Linked DNA regions of Homo sapiens: region 2 is linked to region 1. Evidence: chromatin loops called from intact Hi-C (ENCODE). Cell type or tissue: PC-3. All regions are shown on one strand. Region 1 overlaps BBS9 (Bardet-Biedl syndrome 9). Region 2 overlaps BBS9 (Bardet-Biedl syndrome 9).

Region 1 (5,000 bases):
CCTAAAAAACCAAAACAAAACAAAACAAAAAAAACCTCTACTCACTATTTTGTTAAAGTCTTCAATCACAGGGTTTTTACACATGTTAACAAGGCCATTAAATCCTCCAAACAGGAATACAAAAGTATTGCCCAGCCATTGTGAGAAGGTGGGGAGGAAAAGAAAGTTAATATTTGCTTTTCCTTGCCATTTGATCAATGTCTGGAACACTCTGCAATGAAATGTAAGATCTACTGTCTTTCAACTAATTCTTCACTATACAGTACAATGTTTTCTAGTTTGAAAAGAAGGTATTTGTGATTTTTTATTTTCCATTTTGTTTCTAAATCCTAAAGAAGTCCAATGTACAATTGGAAAGACACATAATTTTAAGATATTTCCATTTCAAATACTTTCCTTTTCTAACTCCCTCTTCAGAGACCAATACTCTCTCAAAAGTACACATGCACAAATAAAACATTACAGCTACAGTTGAGAAAGAAAGGAAGCCAATGGTTCTGCAATAATAATTTCTCAAAAAAATGAAATGAAATGAAATAGTAAGAGCATAACTCCCCTTTGCCTGGACACCACATAATAAGAGAGCTAGTGTTCTTCACAGCTTTCCCTCTTGCATCAAGTGGCTATTCATTCCCCAATGATCCTGGCAACATTTCTTCAACTTGAGTTTCTTTCCACATCCCAATTAAAAGCCATAATCTTGACCAAATTGTGTTGTTTTTAATAATGACAGAGTCTAGGTGGTGATTAGGAAACTGAGAGTCCAGCTGGGTCACTGGCTTGGAAACAGGTTGAGAGAAGACAGAAAAGAACACAACAGCTCTGGAGTGTGCCTGTTTTATCATATCCTTCCACATAGGACAAGGAAACTGAAGAAACACTCAGGACTCATTCCCAGGCAACTCTACTATCTAGCGATATATTTGTTTAACAGCCCATTAAACAATGTCGTATTTTAAAGAAAAGAGAAATACACACAGAGTGGCAAACTAAACCATTGATCATAGAAAGGGACACTCTGAAAGGGGACATGACATGGCAAGTATCATGTATCTTGAGCAAAGTCAAAGTCTGGGCCTTCATTCCCTTTCCTTTCAATGCAGAAAATATAGCATGTGCTTTCTGAGAGATTAGGATTAAATTAGATGCTTGTAATGGGGCTCATCACAATGCCCGGCACAGAGAAAGACTCCCAGTAAATGTTAGCTATTATTTTCAGTTCTAACTCCCAATATATATTAGTCATTACAAGTTACAGCCAAATACACATGAAACTGCAGGCCATGAATACAGCATAAATTTATATATGACTTTCTAAAAAACGCTCAGGTAAAAAAGTTGAGGATGGAGTAAGTAGACCAGTGGTGGAATGTTCATAGCTGAACTCAGTGGTGAATGGCAAAATTGTCACCAAGGCATTAAAAGTAATTCACATGAAAATACTGTACACATCCCTTTTAAAATGAAACCACGGATAGTCTACTATCATAGATAACCACTCCTCTGAGATTACAATAGGAATTTTTAAAGGGCTCAAATGATGATGATGATGATGATGATGATGATGGCGACGACGGCCAGGGGTACATAATCACATTCATTGTTTTCTATTTACCAGCAGTGCTATTACTACTGAGAAATGCAAACCCACAAGATAATATGACACAAATGGATGAAACATTAAGATAAAAGGGTAAAACAGTGGTAGGTTTGCTTTCTCATGGGAAATCGTAATGGCCAGCAGCTGAACCTTGAAAGAGGAAGTCTGCTGATCTAGTGTTACTAAACATAGGAGGCAGCCAAGGAACAGAGAAATAGAGCAATGTATTTAAATGTATGCCTTGAAGGAAGCAAACACCAATTATTTTTATATGACTTTAATTCTCCCAGTGAATACTTTACGGGTGTTGGCAAGTCCTTCTGGAAAAGGAAGGGATTATTAATGAAGGATTCAGTGGCAACTGCTCACCAGTGCTCTAAGAAATAACACTTAACAAAGAATCATTTAGTTCACACCTCATCTCTAAAGACATAGAAATTTTAAGGATCCTTTTAAAAAATAGTAAAATATTACATTCACATGCAAAGCCCTTTCTATTTTAGTTTCCAAATGATTCTATAGCCTGTGTGATAAACAAATCAGCTTCCCACAGGAAAATAAACATATAGAGGGAAGGAGTTAAATTTTTTTCCTCTTATGCAAAGAGTAGGTGCTTAATATTTACTTGTTGACTTAAAAAGGAATTCATGAAACTTGAGGAAATACAGCCTTTAAAAAAAAAGTCATCATTTAAGAATGTTCCACCACATCCTTCCAGGATTGTGGGCTGAGCACAGCCCACTAATGTATAGGCTAGTAAATCTAAGGAAATGACCAATCAGCTCCTGTATTCTATCCTGTTTCTCCAAAAACATAACCCATTCACTCAAGCAAATTCCTATATTATGTAAAATGAAATCTCTCTAGCTAACTGCCTGCTCTTAAAATTCTCCAGTTGCTTCAAAAGCATGGCCTCTGGAGCTAAACCGTCAGAATTTTAATCCCAGCTCCATGATTATTAGTTTTTTTTTTAAAAAAGAAAAACTATTTACTTGATCTTTCTCTGCTTCAATTTCCTTATTTGTAAAATGCAGATAATAATTATACCTAGTTCATAGGGTATTGTAAAGATTAAGTGAGTAAATGGATGTAAAGCGCTTCAAATGGTGCCTGACTCATAGTAAATGATACACAAGTGTTATAATAATAAGCATTTACAGCATCAGCATCATTTTTGCCCTATACTGCCAAATTATTCCAGTCTAAGCCTGAGATTCTCATGTAAGATGAGTGGGGAACTGAAGGTACAAAGGGTAGTAAATTTTAGGAAGACAGAGCAGCAACTATAGCTATCTAGGAACACCAATAGTTGGGTTAAATATTCAAATAAAACCTTAATTGGTTGTCTGATCTGGTAAAAAAAAAAAAAAAAAACAAAAAAACAAAAAAACAAACAGTGGCCAGTAAGAAATAACAGCTTTGTAAAGAAAGAACAAAGATTAGGGTCCAGATCAATAATAGAGGACAACAATATACATCAAATCAAGAAAAATTAACTATCTCTTGACCCCACTTTCATGCCAGCATTTTCTTCCGTTTCTTTGCTCCTCTTAGCAGCAAAGCTTCTCCGAAGAGTTCTCTATATATGCTCTTTACAACTCTTCTTTTTTCCTTTCTCTCACACATCCATCCCAGTCTAGCTTTTGCCTCTGCCACTCTACAGAAGCTGCCCAAGATCACAATGATCTTCACATGGTTCCATCAATGGGCTAATTTTCAGCTCTCAGCTGACTTGATCTGTGAGCAGCATTTGACACAGCTGATCATTCAGTCTTCCTTGAAACTTTTTTTGCTTGACTTCTAGGATACCACATTCTACTGCTTTTCCTGTTACCTCACTGCAGGCTCTTTTTCAGTATTCTTTGCTGGTTCCTTCTCTTCTCCCAAACTTCCTAAAAGTTACAATATCCAGCACTCAGTTTTTGGTCCTCATCTCTTTTCTAAACTTACTCCCTTGGTGACTTTATCCAGTCTTCTGGCTTTAAAGTAACATTTTCATGCTGACAACTCCTAATTTTGTAACTTCAGCCCAGATTTCTCTCCTGAACCCCAGATTCATACCCAACTTCTTACTTAATATCTCCACTTAGATCTCTAACAGCATCTCAAACTCAACATGTCCCAAACTTTACTCTTATCCTTCACAAACCTTTCCCATCTCACCCCACAGCCTTCCCCATCTCAACTCCACCCTTTCAGTGTCTCGAGCCAAAACTACTAGAGTCATTCTAAATTCCCTTCTTCCTCTCACATATCATGTCCATTTTGTTAGGAAATTCTATTGTTTCAACATTTGAAATATATCCAGAATAAGACCATTTCTCACCACTACTACCACTTTGGTACAATCTATCATCATCTCTTACCTGAATTACAGTAATCTGCAGTTTTGCTGTCTGCAGTTTAAGTTACCTGCAATCAACCACAGTCTGAAATATTAAATAAAAAATTCCAGAAATAATTCACAAGTTTTAAATTGCACTCTGTTTTGGGTAGTGTGATGAAATCCTGGGTCATCCTTCTCCATCCTGCATGGGACGTAACTCATCCCTTTGTTCAGCACATCCATGCTGCATATGCTGCCTGCCTGTTATTGTATAGGAAAACACAACATTTTTTCATAGTACAGGGTTCAGTACTATCTGCAGTTTCAGGCAACCACTGGGAGTCTCAGAACACATCCTCCATGGATAAGGAGGGAATTACTGTATTGCTAAATTGCTTCTCTGAGTAACCCTTAAACTGGACTGCCCATTTTTACCTCTGACCCCCACTATAGTCTATTCTCAAAAGAGTAACCCGTGATCGTTTTAAAAGGTAAAGTCATGTCATTCCTTCATTCAAAATGGCTTTCCCCATTTCACCCAGAGGAAAAGCAAATGAGCAAATGTCTGCACAAAGGCTGCACATGATCTGGTCCCTCCAGCCTCCTCTCCTACCACACCACCTCACTGTCCTCTTTGCTGTCCCTGGAACACACCAGGCCCATTCCCACTTTAGGGATGGTGCTGACCATTCCCTTTACCTGAAACACTTGTCCCTCTGATTTCTGCATGAATAATTCCCTCACCTTCTTCAAGTCTTTCTTCAAAAATTGTCTTGTGAACAAAGCCTATCCTGACCACCCAATTTGAAATTATGACCATGTGGCCCCCACCCCTTTTCTGACACACATTTTCTTTTTCTGTAACACTTAACATTAGCACTTACTACTTTCTCACATACATAGTTCACTTATTTATCATGCTTATTGCTTATTGTCTTCACTTGTGAGAATAAGAGTTCCAAAATGGCAGGGATCTCTATCTAATTTGGTGGCTACAGTATCCTAAGTCTTGGAACAGCGCTTGGCACACAACAGGCACACGATATTTAGTTGTCAACTTAAATGAATGAATTT
Region 2 (5,000 bases), 96 kb after region 1:
GCAAAGGCTTTGCAATAAGGAAAAAAGAAAAGATTTTACCAGGGCTAAGCTTTTACTTTGGATGAAATGATCCAATTTGTATCCAAAAGAATTGTTCTTTTACCAAAAACAATGAAATAGGGCTCAAATGAAAAAGAAACGGCATGGAGATGGTTTAAATGCCAGACAGGCATGTAAGAAGCATTTGGGTAGCAAGCTTATAACTAATTCATTCATTACCTACATGCATTCATTACCTCTGTGCTGAACTTATGACTAGATAAAAGAGAAATCTGAGGCTTTTACTTTGAAGGCATAGCAAGAATCTAATTCTTAGCTGTTTTTGCTATTATATTATTTTGTATTAATAGGACAGTGAACTGGATTTCATTCTATTGCACTTCATATTGTAAAGAAAACCTGAGACTCCCCTTTAACATGCATTTAGCTTAAATTTGTAAACCAAAACCAGGATCAGAATACTTTTTTTTTTTTTTGAGATGGAGTCTTGCTCTGTCACCCAGGCTGGAATGCAATGTCACAATTTCAGCTCACTGCAACCCCCGCCTTCCAGGTTCAAGTGATTCTCCTGCCTCAGCCTCCTGAGGAGCTGGGATTACAGGTGCCCACCACCACGCCTAGCTAATTTTTTGTAGTTTTAATAGAGACAGAGTTTCACCATGTTGATCAGGCTGGTTTCGAACTCCTGACCTCATGATCTGCCCACCTCGGCCTCTCAAAGTGCTGGGATTACAGGCGAGAGCCACCACGCCTGGCCCAGAATACATTTTTAATCATAGTATCATTTTGGGTAGCCATTAAGGCAACTGCAAAAGTGTACCCAGTCAGTAAAAAACTTCAGTTGTAAAAATGATTTGTCTTCATAAAAAGAGACCTCCTAATGAGCTAAACCACCTGATCCTTCGAAACACTAAGGTATGATCATGTGACTCTTGGAAGTCACAATGGTTTTTCTGGTCTATGATTACAATTATCCCGGACACCAATCCACACTTGCAAAATGCCTTGAGAATTCACATAAAACCGGTTTTAGAAAAACAAATTATTTCTGAGACATTTCTTTATAATATATATAAGTATGACTCTGAGAGAGACAATAAATCATTTATTAGTGACATAGAGACAAATTTTGCTATTTCTGCAAAGTTTATTCACCATATAGACATGTAACTTAATCAGTTGAAAGGAAACGAACTCCAATGCTTGGCTAATATAAAGTTAAAAATACAACTGATCTCAAGCCTGCTTACTATTTTTACCTTTTTTTCCCCCTGGCTGACCAAATTTTTACCCCTTTCCATAAAATTATCTTCCTATAGCCAAGTGAAACCCCAATTTAAAAAATAATAATTGATGGAATCAGGTTGTAAAAAGAAGAATGAATGTTCTCCGGACTATGGTTACTCATTGAACAGATCGCTATTAAAGCTGGAATCTATGGTTGGCAATGTCAGAGCTCATTTTACAAGCCCTGGAGAATGCCACAGTTATCACTCTCCAAAAACAACATCTACAAGGTCTGATCTGAATAGTTTCTAAGTTTAGAATGTTTCAGGCCACATTCCTACATGCAGACATGTCAGTAATTATGCAACCACCCACACTGCCTCGAGTGCCATCTCCAGTGAAGGGAAATGATGGATAGATGGGCAGTTGGCGGTGTCCTAAGAGCATTCCTTTAGCTAAGGTAGCAAGTGCTAAGACACATTATTACACGTGATCAGGTAGGGCATGCTCCCAAAAAGGCAAAAAGGGAGGCTGGAGACCCCAACAATGCTGGTGACACTGCCAATCATTTCCTTGGTTCCAGAGTTTAAGAGGTGAAAGTGACATTTTCACAATAGAGTGAAATTGTTGAGGCTTTTCTATGAATCCTCTTTTAAAACATCTAGTTTTTTCAGAGGGCCTACTTCTCTTCAGTATTTGTAGTTTTTATGTATTTTTGCTTTTTTAGATAAAATAGTTACACCACTACTATCTGGTAGTTCTTTGGCAAAATATGTAAATGTCTATATGGCTCAGACCACATGGAAATAATACAAAAGGCAATGAGGAGAGCTGCCTGGTTTCACATGGAGTGAAACTAGGGTAAACTGTAGGTTATTTTTACAATCACAGGCTATTGGAACATTGTAATTGGAAGTTGCCTTGGTGAAGATATGTTATGCATGATTTCTACTGTGCTATAAACTCCCCCAGGTCAGAGACTATTTTATTGTTTGTTGTACCCTCCTACAGCCTCTGGCTCACAGCAGGCATTCAATGAATGTTTGTAATACTAAAGTAAATTTAAAATTCTGATGACTCAGTAGCCAAGAGTATCCATTAAGATGGTAATTTATAGGACCACTACTTGGGTAAGGGAAGTCCCTCCCTATACTCCAGGTAAACAAGACCAAAGCCTCCCATTTTTGAAAAGTTTTTGCAGGCTATGTTATTCATTGGGTTTACCACAGGTTGTAAATAACTGGGCTCTAAATCCATACCTTCCACATGTATTATATTACAATGAATTCCTAAATTCATTCAAGTCTTTACTGCTGAGTTTACTGCAAGTGTTATGAAGTCTGTAATTTAACTTTAAAATACATCATCACAGAGTCATATCATGCAAGCATGTGCGTCAGTTTTAAGTGCACTCTAGAGCAGGGTTTCTCATCCTCCTCGTTAATGACATTTGGGGCCAGATAATTTGTTGTTGTTGGGGCTGCCCCAGGTACTATATGAAGTTTATCTGCACCCCTGTACTCTACACACTAGATGCCAATAGCATCTCTCATTACCAGTTGTGACAACCAAAAAATGTCTCCGGACATTGTCAAATGTCTCCCTGGGGGCAAAATCACCCTGGGTTGAGATCCATCGGTCTAGAGTCAGTGAGATTGTGCTCAAAACAGTTATCCTTCTCATCAGCAGCAAAACCCACAAGCCAGAGGGGCTACCACAAGGACTTAGGCTACTAGTATCTCCAGCAACACTGGAGACTTTTTCATTCCATAATAAATGTCAGAAATGGATTTTGATTAATGAAGTTTGATGATCAGAAGTTTGATAGTCAGCATTATAGATATTAGAATTGGTTCACTGGCAAAAATTAATGGTATTAAAGACATGTGGATTGACTGAATATTTTTATACTCAGACCCTCCTCTGCATGAACAGGGTACACGAATTCCAGCAAGACACTCATGGGATGGGGTCCAAGGTGTAAACCTAAATGTTCCTGTGTCTTGACTTTGGGAAGCAGATTTCTAGCTACTTGACGTCCATTACGAGGGGAAAAAGACACTGCCTTGGATTATTGTCCAATCCGCCCCAGTGGAACCTTTCCAGAAAGGTGGTAGTCTACTACCTAAAGGACAGCTGGGCCTTCACCCAGCCTGCAGAATAAGCCATATGAATTGTCCCATGCTTATAAATGTTTATTTAATAAATGTCTTCATATGTGACAAAATTAGGTATGAGACGTACTTTCATTAGAATCAGGGAGAGAGGTTTGGGGCAAGTCACTCATTCTCATTTACCTCAAGCTTTTTGATGGCTATCATTACTTACTGAAAAGAATTTCAGATTTGTGTGTGACTAAATTGGCAAAAGTAGTGTGCCACATCAAGTGTGTGCTGAGTGACGGGGATACATGTGTTTAAGAGCTACCTGCAAGGAACCAACAGTCTCACAACAAAAATAGGCCAGGCGCGGTGGTTCACAGCTGGAATCCCAGCACTTTGGGAGGCCAAGGCAGGCGATCACTTGAGGTCAGGAGTTTGAGACCAGCCTGGCCAACATGGCAAAACCCTGTCTCTACTAAAAATACAAAAATTAGCCGGGCATAGTGGCTCATGCCTGTAATCTCAGCTACTCAGGAGGCTAAGGGACAAGAATCACTTGAACCTGGGAGGTGGAGGCTGCAGTGAGCCAAGAATGCACCACTGCACTCCAGCCTAGGCAACAGAGTGAGACTTCATCTGAAAAAGAAGAAAGAAGAAAGAAGAAGAAGACTAAGAGCAGAGGGGTTAAGCAACTTGGTGAAAATCACACAGCAATGCCAAGATTCAAACCAGGTATCTTTAAAACCTACAAAGCCCAAGCATTTTCCACTGTGCCATACTGTACCCTTCAACACATACACACACACACACACACACACACACACACACACACACACACACTCACTCCTATACTAGATGATAAGTGCTATACAAACGGCTATCAGGTTAAGTGAGTATGAGAAATACCTATAAATGACTCCTCCCCAACAACTGATCTCCTGGGGTGAAGGGCCCACAGATTCCTTTGTTTGTCCCTCTTTTAAGTAAACCTGCATTTGAATGTTTGAATGCCTTTGGTTCAGAACAACATTCAAGTCCTGCACATTACTCCTTATTGTTTCCCATCTACATCTGTGTTACCTGCCTGGCCCTCTAGTCATTTGAGTTTGTAACCACTTCAGTAATCATGAACTCTAAACATTAAAAAATCTGTGACAGGTATGGAAAAACAGAGATCGTCCTCATCATAAGTGATTAAACTGAATCTGGGCTCTGGTAATTTAATCCCAGGAGGTCCTCGACGTCTTTAAGCTTCAGTTTTCTCCTTTGTAAGAGACAAGTAATTACGTGGCTTGAAGATTAAATGAGATACAACTTAAAATGTATTTGTCACGGTGGCTAGCACATAGGAAGCATGCAATAAAGGTTAACATTATTATTATTATTTATTATTCCCTGGCTAAACACTCAACCAAGTTTTTTTTTTGTTTTTTTTTTGTTTTTTTTTTCGAGGTGGAATCTTGCTTTGTCACCCAGGCTGGAGTGCAGTGGTGCGATCTTGGCTCACTGTAGCCTCCACCTCCCAGGTTCAAGCAATTCTCATGCCTCAGTCTCCTGAGTAGCTGGGATTATAGGCATTCGCCACCACGCCCAGCTAATTTTTTTTGTATTTTTAGTAGAGACAGAGTTTCAACATGTTGGCCAGGCTGGTCTCAAACCCCTGGCTTCAAG

What was found. Peaks named below come from ENCODE experiments on the same cell type or tissue, not always from the same donor. Only the 100,000 strongest peaks of a DNase experiment are listed, where the experiment ranks them.
Region 2: it touches region 1 in a loop (10-fold over the local background); 1 of 110 quality-filtered maps calls a loop at or near these places.

What each region holds. Positions count from the first base shown.
Region 1 is chr7:33,588,434-33,593,433 of GRCh38, reverse strand. The region is part of intron 21 of BBS9 (Bardet-Biedl syndrome 9); the gene reads right to left. Among named protein-coding and RNA genes, the nearest start is that of FLJ20712, 140 kb to the left of the region's middle. In PC-3, no CTCF peak of the experiment used is centred here; a DNase peak (open chromatin) is centred at 2,313; H3K4me3 peaks cover 495 bases; H3K27ac peaks cover 3,340 bases.
Region 2 is chr7:33,491,981-33,496,980 of GRCh38, reverse strand. The region is part of intron 19 of BBS9 (Bardet-Biedl syndrome 9); the gene reads right to left. Among named protein-coding and RNA genes, the nearest start is that of FLJ20712, 230 kb to the left of the region's middle. In PC-3, no CTCF peak of the experiment used is centred here; no DNase peak of the experiment used is centred here; H3K27ac peaks cover 1,676 bases.